Regions from separate parts of the Homo sapiens genome. Here region 1 is linked to region 2. Evidence: read pairs that join two places in POLR2A ChIA-PET (ENCODE). Cell type or tissue: PC-9. All regions are shown on one strand.

The links. ChIA-PET counts read pairs that join two places held together with the same protein. Peaks named below come from ENCODE experiments on the same cell type or tissue, not always from the same donor. Only the 100,000 strongest peaks of a DNase experiment are listed, where the experiment ranks them.
Region 1: POLR2A ChIA-PET joins it to region 2 with 12 read pairs; 1 of 35 experiments calls an interaction of 5 or more read pairs at or near these places.

Annotation. Positions count from the first base shown.
Region 1 is chr2:64,593,257-64,598,256 of GRCh38, reverse strand. All of the region lies in intron 3 of LOC105374773 (a long non-coding RNA gene), which reads left to right. Among named protein-coding and RNA genes, the nearest start is that of LINC02579, 12 kb to the left of the region's middle. In PC-9, a CTCF peak has its summit at 2,598; DNase peaks (open chromatin) are centred at 2,706 and 3,466; H3K27ac peaks cover 865 bases.
Region 2 is chr2:63,846,304-63,851,303 of GRCh38, reverse strand. All of the region lies in intron 1 of UGP2 (UDP-glucose pyrophosphorylase 2), which reads right to left. Among named protein-coding and RNA genes, the nearest start is that of UGP2, 6.9 kb to the right of the region's middle. RefSeq lists enhancers at 878-1,657, 1,658-2,437, 3,218-3,998. In PC-9, no CTCF peak of the experiment used is centred here; no DNase peak of the experiment used is centred here; H3K27ac peaks cover 730 bases.

The DNA of each region.
Region 1 (5,000 bases), 750 kb before region 2:
CAAAAGATCTCCTTATTTTCCCTCCTTGACCCTTTTGGTCTTCGTGACCCTCCCTAGTCCCTGACCTTCAGGGGAGGGATGGTGAGGCAGGAGAGGAGCATGAGCTCTGGTCAAAAGGAGAGCTGGGAGTGAGCAAGCGAAAGGCTTTGAAGTCACAGTTGACAACAACAGTGACCAGTATTTTGTTCCCTAAATCCTGGTTTTTGAAAACTGAAGGAAGGGAGCAGTTTTTGAAAGAGGTAAATTTAAAATAATAACATTATGTAAAGTGATATGCAGTATTCTCACAGATGGTCCAGGCTGAAAAGATAACTGAAATGATAGATAATTGAAACAAAGCAGATTCCTTAAGGGCAACTTTAAGAAGACAACCATATCCTCCTCCTATCAGCCTCCTATCTGCATCATCAATGACAGAAGACTGATCTGGATGAATGAAGATAAAAAGTTGTTTACTGAGGGCTTTCTATATGCCAGTGATGATATGGATCATCCTCACTTAATCTCCCATCCTGAGTAGATGTCATTTGATCTTCTACTTGTTTTATCATCCTTATGCTTCTTTTGGAGAACTAGTCAGATTTTTTTTTTTTTTTTTTAAAGATGGAATCTCAGCCAGGCACGGTAGCTCACACCTGTAATCCCAGCACTTAGGGAGGCCGAGGCAGGCGGATCATGAGTCAGGAGTTCAAGACCAGCCTGACCACAATGGTGAAACCCTGTCGCTACTAAAAATACAAAAATTAGCTGGGGGTGGTGGCACGCACCTGTAACCCCAGCTACTCTGGAGGCTGAGGCAAGAGAATTGCTTGAACCCAGGAGGTGGAGGTTGCAGTGAACCAAGATCTTGCCGCTGCACTCCAGCCTGGGCAACAGAGTGAGACTCCGTCTCAAAAAAAAAAAAAAAAAAGGAGTCTCACTGTGTTGCTCAGGCTGGTCTCGAACTCCTGGGCTCCAGTGATCCTCCTGCCTCGGCCTTCTGAGTAACCAGGACTACAGGTGTGTGCCACCATGCTGGGCATCACAGAAATGTTCAAGCTGCGTGAGGTTTTGGGGAGCATCTGTAGAAATGCTCAGGATGGCCCATGAGATGCCACAGGTGTAACATGATTGGATTTGGCAAGGCTTCACCTGTTTTTATGACTGGTGGGCAAGATGAAGAAATGTGGGCATCACTGGGTTGAGAAGCCGCACCCAGGGTCTTCCTGGCACACTGGATGTTTTACTGGTCAACATTTTGTGTGAGTGATTTGGATTATGAAGGATGTTTATCAATCTGTGGATGACAGAGCAGAGGAAGGAGGGCAAGTCTGTGTGTTGATGGTACAATGAAGATTTGATGGGATGAACGGGCTGAAACAATGGTCTAAAGCTGACAAAAAATCCTGAAAAAGGATCGATATAAAACCGTGCTTTTAGGCTCAAAAAACTCAGTGACACCAGGAGATGAGAGATGAGAGAAAAAAAATCTGGTTTGACGGCAGTTAGGGGTAAAAGGCTGTTCACACACTGAGCTAAAGAGGCAATATTGTTGCCATAAACGGTAATGCAATTTTAGGCTACATTAAAAGTAGGGTCTGAAATAAACCTGAGCCCCATGCCAGTGAAGAGATGGCCTCTGGCTCTGTCAGGGGAGCACATTTTAAGAGGAACTTTGGCAAACTGGACAATGTCCAGAAAAGAATAATGTGTGTGAGAAAGGCCTGGAAACCATGTCATCACGGGAGGTTTGGTAGGAGGAGGAGCATGGTAGTGATCTTCAGATATTCATGGAAGAGTCTAGGTTCATCCCTGCAGCTTGAGAGAAGGTAACTTGAACCAATGAGCAACCGGTTATGAGAAACCAGGTTTCCGCTCAAGGTCCTAGCAATCTGTGCTGCCAGCCAAGCGTGTGTGTGTGTGTGTGTGTGTGTGTGTGTGTGTGTGTACGTGTGCATTGGAGGTGGGCAAGGAGACTTCCTGGTGAAGTCCTGAGCCCACTCAGTGTCCCTGCAAATGTTCAGGCAAAAGGTGGCCAGCCAGCTATTCAGACGGGGGTTGGGGGTGGGGTGGGGATGCAGGAGGGTATAAACAAAAAAGCCAAGAGTAAGGGAAACTGGGTTCAGGTCCTGCCCCTGGTTATAGATATGTAATGATGTGCCAGTCAGTTTTCTTATTTAGGCTTCCATTTCTTCAGCTATGAGTATTGAGTCATCTTTGGTTTTCAACTTTTGGTAGCAATGGAACGTTTTTATTACATGAAATCTTCTGCAATCACCTTTCCCCTCCCTAAATATATAAGCCCAGTGTGTTATTATTGGACACACCCTGACTGTAGGTGCCAAGGCCTCCTGGCACTGCTGCGGGGCTCCTGGGAGTAGTTGGAAAGCACTGGACCAGCTGATCTTCCAGCCCTAAAATTCTATTCTTTAAGGTTTTCTCCTACCTTAGTTTTTGATTCTATAGACTCCAATCCCTCATTTTATGAAGTACCTGGTGCTTAAAAAAGGGATTTATCGAAGATCTTACAGCTGGTTAGTGACAGGGCTGTATTTAACACACAACTCCCACTCCAATTCAGTGTTCATCTCATCAGGCTGCCCCTACTTCCACCCGGGACTTGTCTTAGCACTTGTTCCTCCATGGTCCCAGGAAATCCTGTACTGCCCTCTATAGATCCTTTCCCTTTTGGAAAAGCATCAAGAAGGCAATAAATCTAGCCTGAGGCATTGCAGCCTGAGAAAATGATCTTGGAATTCATTTCTCTATGCATTAGTTTATCTCAAGGAAGTATGTTTATGAGCTGAGAAATAAAAAATAGGTGTGGCTCAGACTACTGGTTGCCCTATATGATCTCTTCTTCCTTACAACTAGGTTCCCCATCTTTTAGATGGCCACCCAGAATAGAGGTATTTCCCAGCCTCTGTTGCTGCTAGATAGGAACCTGCAATGAAGTTCTGGCCAATAGATTATAACTGGAAATACTGTGTATGCCCTAATGAAAGTATCCTTAATGGGAAGGAGAATCCCTTCTTCACTCTTTCTACCCTGATGGCTGGAATATAGGCATGGAAGGCCATAACCTTAACGGCCACCTTGGACCAGAGGGTAGAAACCATGTGTTGAGAATGATGGAACAAGCTAGTAAGGACTTCAGAAGGTGATCATATGAAGCCCCTTACCAGCCCCAGACTGTTTTCTTCCAGCATTTTACAGGAGGGAAATAAAATTCCACTGTTTAAGCCACCATTACCATTTTCATCTACTCTGTCATTGGTTGTAAGGTAGCATTACTTAGTACGTCGCTAAGAAAAAGAAACTGCTGCCAACTAAAGACAACCCATCCAATTGTATGACACATTCCAATTTCAGAGAAGTTAAAATGTGACAAAAGGATGAGTCTTACTACATGAAATGCAGTATTTTGGGTTTTTGTTACTCACAGCCAAGCCTAATCCTAACTGATTCAATAAACATGAAGGAATGAAAAGATGACAAATTCTACATAAAGAACACAATCATGAAGAGGGAAGAACAAGCTTCTCTATTAAAAAAAAAAAAAAAGACGACTCATAAAAATAGTACTGATGTGACTCAACTTAGGAAAGTTTTCTCCCATGCTTCCCAGTCTGGCTTGGATTAACCTGGGGAATTATGTCTGGCTCTCGGGACTTGGGCATCCAGTGGGATGAAGCTGCGGGATGAATGAGCTGGTTTTAAGACATAGAGGACCCAAAGCTGTTTGCTGAACCCCAGTGTAGGCTTTGGCCTTTTGCGGCTCCTACTACTTAGTTTCTTCCCCTCTTAACTCTGCAGGAACTTCCTGGTTGACTTTAAGACAGATGTGCAGCTGCTGATGACCAAGACAAGCTTGTAAGCGACAGGCTGCCCCTTAGCTGAGATCCCAAGAAGGTGCTCAAAGCTCTTCCTGCCAGCCACTGCTATTGTATAGTTTAAATCTGGTCTGGCACAAAGCTGACCATCTTTTGGTCTTCAGTACTGAAGCATTAACTTTAAGTTATGATGATCCAATATTAATGTACCTGTTATGAAATCATCAAAGACCAATACAACAACAAAAGGAAAGTCTGGCTTATCTAAAAGTGGTTATAAGATGAAATATCTGAGTCATTAAAATAAGCCACTTTCATAACGAAGGCCCACTTAATTTTAAAATGCCAAGTGACTCTATTATTATTTAGTGACCCTTTCTCCTGTGTCTGCTTCTTGAACCTACTGGGACTCCAGGAGCTTTCACGGAGTTCCCTGATGCTATGCTCTGGCTACCGCTCACTGACTGTTTACTCATGTGACAAATGTCTTATTAAATACATCCATTATTTAATACATCAACCTCATGAGGTAGGATCACTCCCATTTTTATGGATAATTCAGGCTCAGAGAAGTTGATTAATTTTCTCTTGGTAACACAGTTAACATGTGGGCTGTGAACTTAGGTTGGTGAAACTTGCCATTATAATTTAGTTGTAATGTACTATAGAAGTAGCCCTTTATGTTTCAATTACTGAAACATGAAAAATTCTGCTAAGGAATTTTCCGAGTCATCTTTTTCCACCCAAAAGGTTTGCTGGACACTAAAAACTTGTGATTATTTTGAAAGAAAGTTTCTCTGAAAAAGACCAAACTTTTTTTTTTTTTTAATAGTTAGGGAAATGGTGGGATATGGACTGGATAGGCATCTTGTCACTCCGTCACTCCAGGCCATACTTACATTACACTCAGGCAAGCGTTCCAATGGCCAGTGTAATCCCCTGGCAACACAGGAATCTGCCAATGACAGAGGTGCAGGAGTTCCACTGGCACATTCCCAGAGTGGATGAGGCCGACTGTCAGCTGACTGCCTGTTCCTGATGCAATGTCATGTGACTTTTTGCTGAAGCAATATCTAATATTCTAAAATTTTTAGACTTTTTCTGCCTACCTTCATTTCACGCTTATATATTCTTGGAAAGAAAAAAAATCCCTACAAATCCCTATTTAACCTTGCCAATACTCTGATG
Region 2 (5,000 bases):
TACATTATGTCATGCAACTTTGTTTTCCCAAAACCTACCTTAGCACCTTGCACAGTACAGGTGCCTAATAATGGTATGTAACTAAACTGTAGATCAGGACTTAAATTCTCATATAATAGTAGTTTGAATAGCTCCTATTCATTTGTCAGAGTTCAGTTTAAATATTACCTGAGATTATCCTCCTAGAAATCTTTCTAAACTAAGTTACCTATTACATGCTCATATGCTAGATCCTTGTACCTCTCCTTTATAACATCATAATTTTAAAAATTTATTCAATGTTTATCTTATCCAACAGACTGTAAATTCTGTGAAAGTATATGTCTGTAATGTTCACAGCTGTATTCCCACTGCCAAACACAGAGCCTGAGATATAGTAGATACTCATGTAACATTTATTAAATGAGTAAGAGCCTATTATGATCCAGCTATGCTCTGGGTATACAGAAGGCAAAGTCTAGTCTAGTGTAGGTAGTGCCTAGTAAGCCCAAAGTGAAACTGTACAAGAGCCATGATGTCTGGTCACAGAAAGGCAGAGTTAAGATAAGTATAGACTGTCATAAGTATCTGAAGCCCCAGTCCCTAAGGCTTCTCAAGCAGAGGCTGATTTATTAGTCAAGTATCAGGGATATGGTCAAAGAAGTTTCACACAGATAGGTAGTCTAGACAAATGACTACTAAATTTCTTTTCAATTTTATTAACCAATATAAATGCCAATGTAATGTTTTCACTAACTTTAGAGATTAAACAAAATTGGGCAATTTATATGTTTACATTTAGTTTAATTTAGGGAAAAATATAGAAAAAATATTCCATGTCATTCAATGATAAATTAAGAAAAGTAAATTCAATTAAGTTGCATCTTACATAATTTTATATGATCTTTTCATACTAAAGTTATTAGACTGTCAACTATGACTACACTGAGATATATTTTTAGATGACTCAGCTTTACATTCATATGAATGGTTAATAAATGCTTTTTGATAACAAAAATAAAAGGATATCAGGCTTTCAAGAACTGTTGCAGCAACAAATATGCAGAGCAGCTCGCTAAAAAAGATTTTTGCTAATCATGCATTGCTTTACTTAAAAAAAAACTGCTACAATTTATATATAAACCAGTCTTCTGATTAACAATTAAAATTAACCCTACTCTTATACAATAGAGTAGCTCTTAAAATCTCAAAGGAAAAAGAAAACACTACTTATGGAAAACAGAACATTCAGAAGAGATTTGTTAAATAATACCACTTTGTTTTATGTTTAATGGATGAGAAGAAAGTCATCACAAAAGGCCTCACACTCCTTTGTTGAGAAGAAGAGAAAGAGGTATAACATAAAATCACGATGAAAAGCCAAAAAATGATCCGGTAGTCCTGCCGTGTAACTTGCTATGTGTGCATTTAGAGAAACTTTTATGCTTAGAACGGCTTTAAGGTCAGTGAGTCCAATTCCTTATTTTGGAGATAAAGAAACAGGGGCCCAGAGATGCTGACTTGCCTAAGGACACAATGCCAAGCTGGAACTCAAACCCTGTTGCCTGGCGCCCTGTTTCTCATTCTTCTGGAGCAAGGTCTCTCCTTTCTCAGTTACAGTGTATTTACATGGTTTACCACCTCCAGGTGTTTGCCACTAAATCTGAATGAAAACCGGCAGCTCAACTATGTCTGCTATGTGAGGTTAAAACTACAATTAGAATAATACTTTCTTACTGCATCTCATGCTCTTCAACTCTTCCTTATACACTGTGTTGTCTAAGCAATGAAAAAAATCGAAGAATGCTTTTATGCATTCCATAAATATTTTATTACCAAGGCAAAGCATTTTACCATTAGCACAAATGAACCCAAAACAGTGGATATAACTATGTTGTTCTGTTTTCTTGTGCTCTTTGGAAGTTTTAAAATTCTAGGCAGGCATATAACACAAATGAAATATTACATCAGCTTCTGCCAGAGCAGCAAATAGAAGAAAATACAAACTCCAATCACATTTTCATTGTGGCCAAGGAGCAAGAAGAGCTACTGTCAAAGAAAGGATCCCCTAAAATAGTATTTTTACAATATGTTGACTAGCAAGTAAAAAGGAGACTAAGCATAATACAACTAATTTCTGGTCCATGAAGACAATTAATGGCTTTTTGTTTGTTTTTTAGGACACAAGCGAAATCACAAAGAAACAATTCTCTTGATTTACACAGAAAAAACTAACAGAAATATCTAAAAATGTTTACGGAAATGAAACATTTTATTGTTTATGTATATTAACGAGACAACATAGCCAATTTCTCCATGTTTCTCAAAAACAATCCTTAATTGTAAAATGGATTGGGGGCACAATCGATTTCATTTGTTAATGACTGAGAAAAATAAACAACGGAACTGTTGGCAGAGGCAGTATTTGAGTCTTAGACAATTACTGTGCAACAAATTAAAGGAGATGCCTGCATCACCAATCAAGAAAACTGGGAAACAGCTTTCAAACAGAGTATTATCTTTTTTCTCACACATAAGTCACCCAATCAAAAAACACACAAAGTTTAATTTTCTTTGATAGCTTCATAAAGCCAACTTTCAAAGAACTTGTTATTAATAGAAGGACACGTGCCTGGCAGTGGAATTTTAAATATCTAAGAATTGGCTGGGCGCAGTGGCTCACACCTGTAATCCCAGCACTTTGGGAGGCCAAGACAGGCGGATCACATGGTCAGGAGTTCAAGACCAGCCTGGCCAACATGGTGAAACCCTGTCTCTACTAAAAATACAAAAATTAGCTGGGCATGGTGGCGTGCACCTATAATTCCAGCTACTCAGGAGGCTGAGGTAGGAGAATCACTTGAACCTGGGAGGCGGAGGTTGTGGTGAGCCAAGATCGCACCACTGCATTCCAGCCTGGGCAACAGAGCAAGACTCCGTCTCAATGAATAAATAAATAAATATCTAAGAAGTATGGTTTCAGTTAATAGTCATTGTGCCTGGGACAATCCATTCAATTACCAAGACCAAGATGGCCACAATTTCAAACACTATTACTCCAAGTTCAAAATATGATATTTAGAAAAGAAATTGTAGGCTATGTCAAAACGGCAACAGTCTTTAGAAAAACTCTGTCTTCTAAAGAGATTCTATCCAACCAAAAAGGTAGTAACTGAATCATATTTTCTCATCCATTAAACCCCAAGCCAGAGAACTTGCCCTACTAATTTATTCATATTGCTGGAATTTTCTCCAACAGTATAAATGCTGGATATCAGGATGAATGGCATTACAGAAAGTTAACACACTCTTCTTCATTTTCACAGATAATCCAGGTTGACTTTCAAATATCTGTTTATGTTAACTTTTCAGTAATTAATATTGCTAACTTTCTGAGAACTCATAATGCCTATGTCAGGCCTCTGAGCCCAAGCCAAGCCATTGCATCCCCTGTGACTTGCACGTATACGCCCAGATGGCCTAAAGCAACTGAAGAATCACAAAAGAAGTGAATATGCCCTGCCCCACCTTAACTGATGACATTCCACCACAAAAGAAGTGTAAATGGCCGGTCCTTGCCTTAACTGATGACATTACCTTGTGAAAGTCCTTTTCCTGGCTCATCCTGGCTCAAAACCACCCCAACTGAGCACCTTGTGACCCCCACTCCTGCCCGCCAGAGAACAAACCCCCTTTGACTGTAATTTTCCTTTACCTACCCAAATCCTATAAAATGGCCCCACCCTTATCTCCCTTCACTGACTCTCTTTTCGGACTCAGCCCACCTGCACCCAGGTGAAATAGCCATGTTGCTCACACAAAGCCTATTTGGTGGTCTCTTCACACGGACGAGCATGAAAGCCTATACTTCTGCAAAAAGCTTGGTGGGAACTAGGAAACTACAGTATATTTCTTTTATTTGAAACACTTTCATTATTAGGCCAACTGATGTTCCTCACACAATCTAAGTATCCCATTATTTTAATTAAACTTGCTATAATTCATCTATGAAGGGAAAAATAATACATACCAACAAAGGGAAGGGTCTCTGTGAAACATATTACAAGAAAATACCTATGGACTAAAATAACACCTGAATTTCCTTTTAAGGTCATTTTTCAATTTATTCAGAATATTAAAATGGCACTCCCAAAAAGAGTACCAGTTAATATTTCTAATTTCTCTAATGTCCCTTATCAATTTTTTTTCCTCAGTAGACTTTCACAAATGAAAATCATCCATCTTATTAGAAGAAAGGCTGAGTTAGCAAGAACACGGACAATTTAACCACAGAGATTACAAGGTCCATGTTGGAAAACAGCACTTTTCATCAGCTCAACTCTTCATTTTAAATTTCTTTAGAATTTTTTTTTACATTTATAACTGTGACTGAATTTAACTAAACCCTTCTCTTCAAATAATATAATAAATCTTAAATCAGATCTTTAAAAAATGAGGGGTATGCCCTAGTCATTATTTTCATGGCTCTTGTCCTCACTCAAATCCATGCCACTATCCCTGTGCTAAAAGTGTCCTCATCATCTAAATAATCAGCAACAGGCTAAATTTGGTTTTAGGATTTGAGAAGAACCAGGCCCCAGAATGCTTCTCATCTCTGTATTCCTCGGAGACCCCTCCAGTTATAATTAGCTCAGTAATCTTCCCTGGCTAGCTGCCATCTATCAAATAGGAGTCACCAAAAAAGTTATGAAAAGAATTTTAACAAATGGGAAAGCTGATAGGCCTCAAGCATTTTTTAAGTGACAGAGGTACTTAAATGACTTTCCCTGAAATGTAAGTATGTACCTCAATTTAAGAACATCAGGGACATTTTTACATAATTTAGATAGATAATGGCACATTTAGAATCATTTTTTTTAAAAAAACAATGCCTCTAATATTAGAGCATTAGCATCCATTATAGCCTTAGCTGGCTAGACAACATTACTCTCTTCACTATTTATTAAGTTTCAAAACATTTAGAGTGATTACCCCATAACTCTCAGAACTTTTTAAAAGCA